Regions from separate parts of the Homo sapiens genome. Here region 2 is linked to region 1. A link is a loop called in an ENCODE intact Hi-C map of the cell type or tissue named here. Cell type or tissue: gastrocnemius medialis. All regions are shown on one strand. Each heading gives the region's core, and the rest is flanking DNA. Links, peaks and the distances in the headings are about the cores only. Region 1 holds the start of ASAP2 (ArfGAP with SH3 domain, ankyrin repeat and PH domain 2). Region 2 holds the start of MBOAT2 (membrane bound glycerophospholipid O-acyltransferase 2).

Region 1 (2,892 bases), core at 95-2,594:
AAAAGTTATTCAGCATATTCCCTCATGTCAAAAACTGTAGCTGGGAAACTAGGTAGGCGGGAACAGAATCTGCCTGGTGTTGGAGAGGATGTATTAATATAAATAATAAACACAAAACATGAATTGTAGAAGGTTGCAAATAGAGGAAAACTTCAGACACCAAAAGGATCAAAAAACATAAAAAGAAACAGATACAATTTTTAAATTGTAACTTGTTGTCTAGTGCAATGATAAAAGCTATCCACGAATACAGCGATTTTAGAAAGTTAAATTTTACATGCAGTGCTACTAAAATACCAAAGGCCATACATAATGTCTGACCCAAGCTGCCACCTCATATAGCAACTTCTTACATGGGGGCTTTAAAAAGATTGTTTGACTGGTCTACTGTCCTGCAGTGTCAGGAGACGGCTTTGTCTGACATATTGAATTTCCAGTGTCTCTCACACTTCCTCCTTTTCAGATGCACAAAAGGTTTTTGTAAAGTTTCTCTTGGTTTTACCGCTGGCAGCTACAGAAACCATGCCACAAGTCTGGTGTAGAGTTATAGGGTGTGATTTTATTTGACTGGTATCTTCAGAGCTTCTGGATTTTTCAGTATAACCGAGAATTTCCTTAAGAGCTGTAAATAAAAATCGGTACCAGTTCGAACCCTTTACTGGCCCGGTTTTGTGTGAGGTTGGCTGGCTGCTGTAGCACGTTCTCCCCCTCCTCCTCCTCCTGCACCCCCTCGGTTCCCTCCTCTGCCTGCGGGAATACCACTTCAGGGCGTTCAGCAGCCTTCCCAGGGTGGGTCCTGGCCTAGTACCCTAAAACTATAACCGAGAATACCTATCATTGGGCAGCCTAGGAAACGCGACTGGGACTTTTAGTAGGGGCCCCTCACCGCTCTGAAGCACTCACACTTGAGTCAGGGAACATGGGTTTGAATCCCCACCCGGCCGTTTATCTTGTGCTCTTGGGCACACTGTGTCCCCTATATAAAATAAGCACCCATCTCTTCATCTGTCTCCTAGGCCTGCGACGATGCAATGACTGCACGCAAAGCGCACATTCACGGTCAGGTCACTTCTGGCGTCCGGCTGTGGTCCCCGCAGGGTGCCCGCCGGCGGAGCGCATCCTCCGGCAGGGGGCGAGCTCCGCACCCCGCTTTCCTCATGGGCCGGCGCGGCCCGCCGTTCAAGTGGGGAGCCCAGAGGTGCTCCGCGCCGTGGGCGGGGGGCGGTTGGCGCGCACAAGGCCGGACTCCGGCGGGGCGCACCTCCACACGCACCCTCGCGGGCAGCGGGTCGGAGTCGGGGCCTCGGGCCGGCTGGGGGCGGGGCATGGGCGCGGCGCGCGGGGCCCGGAACGCCGAGACAATGCGGCGCGCGGCGGCCAGGAACGGCTCGGCGGGCCGGGGCGCGCGCCGCCTTCCTTCCTGCGGGATCCGCTTCCCGGCGGCGCGGCAGCGGCGAGCGCGCCGATTGGCGGCCCGGTCCTCCCGCCGCCCCGCCCCACGCCCGGCCGGCCGCCGCCCCCGGCCCGGACCCGCCCCTCTCCGCGGGAGGCGTCGGGGCCCGCGGCTGGGTGGCGGGTAGTTCCCGCCGGCTGTGCGCGCCCGCCTCGGGGCTCGCTCTGAGAGGACGCGGCGGCAGCGGACTCGGAGCCCTCGGCGCGCAGGCGGGCGGACCGGCCGAGCTGCGCGGGGCTGCGCGCCGCCCCTGCTCCGCCGCCAGGCCCCGCGCGGCTCCCGCGCCCGGCGCTCCCCTTTGTCCGCGGGCCGGAGCGGCGGCGGCAGCGGCGGTGTCCGAGCGGCGGTCGGAGCCTGCTGCGGCAGTTGAGGCGGCGGCGCCCCTGCGGCTGTGCGCCAGCGCCCTCGCGCCGAGGCGATGCCGGACCAGATCTCCGTGTCGGAATTCGTGGCCGAGACCCATGAGGACTACAAGGCGCCCACGGCCTCCAGCTTCACCACCCGCACGGCGCAGTGCCGGAACACTGTGGCGGCCATCGAGGAGGTGAGGCGGCCTGCGCGGCGGCTCCGGCCGCAGGTATCCCGCGCCCCAGCCCCGCCCGCCGCTCCCGCATCCGCATCCCGAGAAAACTTTCTTTGCTCCGAAGCCGGACGCGGCCGGGCCAACCCTGCCCGAGACAGAAGCCCTTTGTTCCCGCCTAGGTGGCTCGGAGGAGATGGGTGATGGCCACCTTGGGCCTCTTTAAGACCTCCCCTCTCTCGGCCTCGTGGCCCTCGCGGGGTTCCGCGGCCTGGTCTTTTCCCCGCAGCGCGGCCAACTTTGTCCAGAGTCGGGGTCCGCGGCGAGCGGGGGATCCCGCTGCCCGCCGCCGCCCGCCGCCGCCCGGGGTCTTTGGTACCCGGTGCGGACCTTATCAACTTGTTCTTGAAGTGGACCGGCGGGGGCAGCTCCGCGCTCCGAGCTCCCCGCCGCAGCCCCCGAGCGCCGCAGGGCCCCCACCCTCGGGTCCGCGGGTCCGGGGCATCCCGGGCTGCCCGGGAAGGCGTGCCCGCCTCAGCCAGGGCGGCCTGGCTGCGCTCCACCCGTGCCCGGAGAAGGAACTGCGGGCAAGGTGTGTGAGAGTCGGCGCTTCTGGGTCCAAGAAGCCTCCAGGAGCCGCTCCCCGGTTACCTGGGTCTCACCTGCTTGAACCCGGAATGCCGCCCTTCCCCCTCAACCTGGAAAAGGCCTGGTTTTAGTAAAGTGCTCTCAAGGTGCAAAGTCATCACGCCTAGCTGCTAAGCAGTACGCTCTCCAGGTCCTGGGGAGAGGAACACGTAGGAACGAAGAAGCTTGGTTGAAAATTAAAGCCGTGGGGAAAGGGGCAGAGTCTGTGAGTCCAGGGGCCACCGTTGGCTGTGGTTTGAGGCACATCCTCACCTGCAGTCCTCCTTTTCCT
Region 2 (2,881 bases), core at 1-2,500, 200 kb before region 1:
AATCCCGTATTGAAGTGAAATCCCTGAAGACTAAATGACAGCAGCACCTTCAAGTTCAAGACAGTGAACCAGTATCCCGTGTGAAGTCCAAACACTTCCAGGTTAAGTACACTTGAAATAACTGTAAGCAAAATTTCCAAAGTTAACTACCTTTAGCCTGGGGCTAGAGCAATCACCTAACTATACACCCCCGCCCCCCAGCCCCCGCCTCATTAACAACTTCCCTAAATCTCACTGTCACAACAAAATACTTCCAAACTTTCTTTTCTCAGTAAAAATGGCGCTGCTTTTCCCATCACAATGCTGTTTATTTCTCAGTAATCGTTAGGCCCTTTAAACCATCAAACTCGATTGGCCTCATTTAAATACCACCCTTCCCTAGACACTGTCAAGAGCTTTTCTGAGGGCTGGGCAAGGAGGTAAAGTGGCTGCATCAATCTACAAGGTTGCCACTTTGTCAGCAAGAATCCTGGGATTAACTCCGACTTTTCTTCATAACCTGTCTGCCTTCCCACAAACTGTTGCCTCTGTCTCTCTTAAGCCACAATCCAACGCAAACTGTCCCCAAAGTGCAGTAGCGCTTAAGCCTCTCCGGGCCCCTAGCACCCATCGACGCCGTCTCTAAGGCACCCAGCACACCCAGACCCATGCATCAGCCTCTCCGGGGGTCGCTCAGAGGCGCGCGCGGGGCAGGCAGCACCACGCCAGGCTCCCCAAAGCGCAGCCTTCCGCACCCTTTCCACAACCCGGTCCATGCGCACCGGGGGCTGCTCCGGGACCCGACCACCGGATCCGAGCGCCGCTGCCGCGAAGGGCAGGGACCGCATGCACACCCGCACGCCCATACGACCACCCTCCCCGGGGGCTGTCGCCGGCAACAACGCCCGGCCCACCTCCCGCTCGGCCCGGGGATGGCGGGCTGGGGGCGCACCCAGGAGGGAGGGGGCTCTGGGACAATAACCGGCTTGTTGCCCCCTCCCTTCCAGGGAGCGGCGGGTAGGGGGGCACCGGGCGCCCGGCCCCAGCCCCCACCCTCCTCCCGGGCCCCCGGTCGGGTGGCACCGCGGCGGGGAGGGGCGGCGAGGGCGCGACGCCCGGCGCCAGGGCGCCTCGGGGTACCTGGTCGATGGGCAGCTGCACGGCGTTGCTGAGGGGCTGCAGCAGGGTGGAGCCCGTGGTGCTGGTGGTGGCCATGGCCGGGCCTCGGCGCTCCGGCCGCCCGCGCCGCTCGCCCGCTCGCGCTGTGCCGGGCGACGACGAGGATGGGGATGCAGCGGCGCGCCCGCCCCTGGGCCGCCCGCGGTCGGAGCTCTGCGCGGGGAAGGCCGGGGAGGGGCCGGGGGCGGTGCCCGGCTCGCACCTCCCCCTCCGCCGCCACCTCCTCCCGCGCCCGCCGCCCCCGACCGCCCTGCACAGGCGCGGCCCGTCCTGCCGTCGCCCCCGTCGTCCCCGCCCCGGCGCCCCAGCCGCATCCCCCGCCCCCGACTTCCAGCAGCTTCCAGCGGCCCCCTCCCCACCTCGCGCGCTCTCGCTCCAGACAGCTGCGCGACCCAATCGCGGCGCGACGCCCTGACGCCCGCAGCCAATCAGAGAGCGCCGGCCGCGCCACGCCCCTCCCCCGTGCCGAGGACCCGGGCGAGGGCGCCGAGGCGCGGCCCGGGCCGTCGCCGGAGAACGGCTGGCCAGCGTCGTGGGGCGCGCTCCTCGGGTGAGAGCATGGAAGAGCGTCTTTGCCCCTCACTCCTCGGTTTCTCCTCCCTGGAATGTCGCGGCCCCCCACCCCTCTCTGGGAGAGACGGCAGACAACAAAGGGGCCCGGGGTGGCGGCCGGAGGGACGATGTGAGGGACGCCGCCGAGCCAGCGCCAGGGGAAGTTGGGGACGAAGGTGGGGGCTGGGAGGACGACAAACCAAAACAGCGACCTGGCTGAGAAGCCCCTTTGTCTGGGAGAGTGCCGGGTGAAAGCCCAAAGCTGAGAGCAGCCCCGGGGTCTGACGCTTTCGTCACCCTGCAGCCGCACCCGGGCCTTTGGGTGGTGAGAGCTGGGCCTGGGTTCGACGCCCGCGGGCGCAGGGAGACCGGCTCCCCTTTGCTGTGTGAAAGTTTAGTTCTTTGTAGCCAGCCGCCCTCGTTGAAGGCCCCACCTTCTTCCTGAGAAAGTTTCTAAGCATCCCTTCACCCCTTGAGCGCAGGCACCCCCAGACTGTTGAAGTCCGCCAGGTTTACATACCCTGGCGGGTCACGTGTATATATAATCCCCCCAACTTCGTAAAAGTAAGCCATTTGAGTTCCTTTAAAATGCAAACGTCAACTTCTGTTCAGAAGACTTTAAAAGAGGAGAAATGCCACAGCAGTTATGAGGACAAATCAAGACTCAAGGATTTGGCAGTTTAACTTTGGTAGAAATAACTAATGTTTACTGAGAGTTTAACCACAGCTTTAATACTTTTGGTATTTAATCCTCACAATAACCGTGTGAAATAGACACTTTTACACACCCTCCTTCAAGGAAGTTGAGTCACAGAAGAGGTAACTTGCCCAGGGGCACACAGCTGGTAAGTAGATTGGAATCCAAGTAAATCTACATTTAGAGCCGACCTTATCACTAGGCCTTCATCTCTCTCACACTTAACACCCATTCCAGAAACTCCCGTCAGCTATCAGTTATACCATTGGGTTGATGACTAGCTTAGAGTCTTGAATAAGAAGGCAGCACAGATAAAAATACACCTGCCTTAGTAATCAGTCTGTGGGCTTACGTTTGTCTCTCTGAAAAGGAGGCAGTGGAACTCATCAGTGCAATCCCGTCTTGCCTAGAATCCTTTCACTGGTCGACTCAATCCTAGTTTGGTGGATTCTCAGCTGAAATGGAATAGAGGAT

What was found. A loop is a pair of places that touch in the nucleus more often than their neighbours do. Peaks named below come from ENCODE experiments on the same cell type or tissue, not always from the same donor. Only the 100,000 strongest peaks of a DNase experiment are listed, where the experiment ranks them.
Region 2: it touches region 1 in a loop (4-fold over the local background); 2 of 110 quality-filtered maps call a loop at or near these places.

Annotation. Positions count from the first base shown.
Region 1 is chr2:9,205,234-9,208,125 of GRCh38, forward strand. ASAP2 (ArfGAP with SH3 domain, ankyrin repeat and PH domain 2) reads left to right here and starts at 1,579. Exons shown (of 28, transcript NM_003887.3): 1 at 1,579-1,997. The coding sequence starts at 1,872. RefSeq lists enhancers at 728-1,660, 1,661-2,591 and silencers at 1,109-1,368, 1,115-1,298. In gastrocnemius medialis, for the core only: a CTCF peak has its summit at 1,099 (motif pointing right); DNase peaks (open chromatin) are centred at 1,148 and 1,488; H3K4me3 peaks cover 1,525 bases; H3K27ac peaks cover 1,611 bases; H3K27me3 peaks cover 88 bases.
Region 2 is chr2:9,002,421-9,005,301 of GRCh38, forward strand. MBOAT2 (membrane bound glycerophospholipid O-acyltransferase 2) reads right to left here and starts at 1,264. Exons shown (of 13, transcript NM_138799.4): 1 at 1,120-1,264. The coding sequence starts at 1,194. It overlaps LOC124907728 (a long non-coding RNA gene), which reads left to right and starts at 1,656. Exons shown (of 2, transcript XR_007086199.1): 1 at 1,656-1,708. RefSeq lists an enhancer at 1-575 and silencers at 340-634, 1,178-1,637. In gastrocnemius medialis, for the core only: no CTCF peak of the experiment used is centred there; a DNase peak (open chromatin) is centred at 1,561; H3K4me3 peaks cover 1,909 bases; H3K27ac peaks cover 369 bases.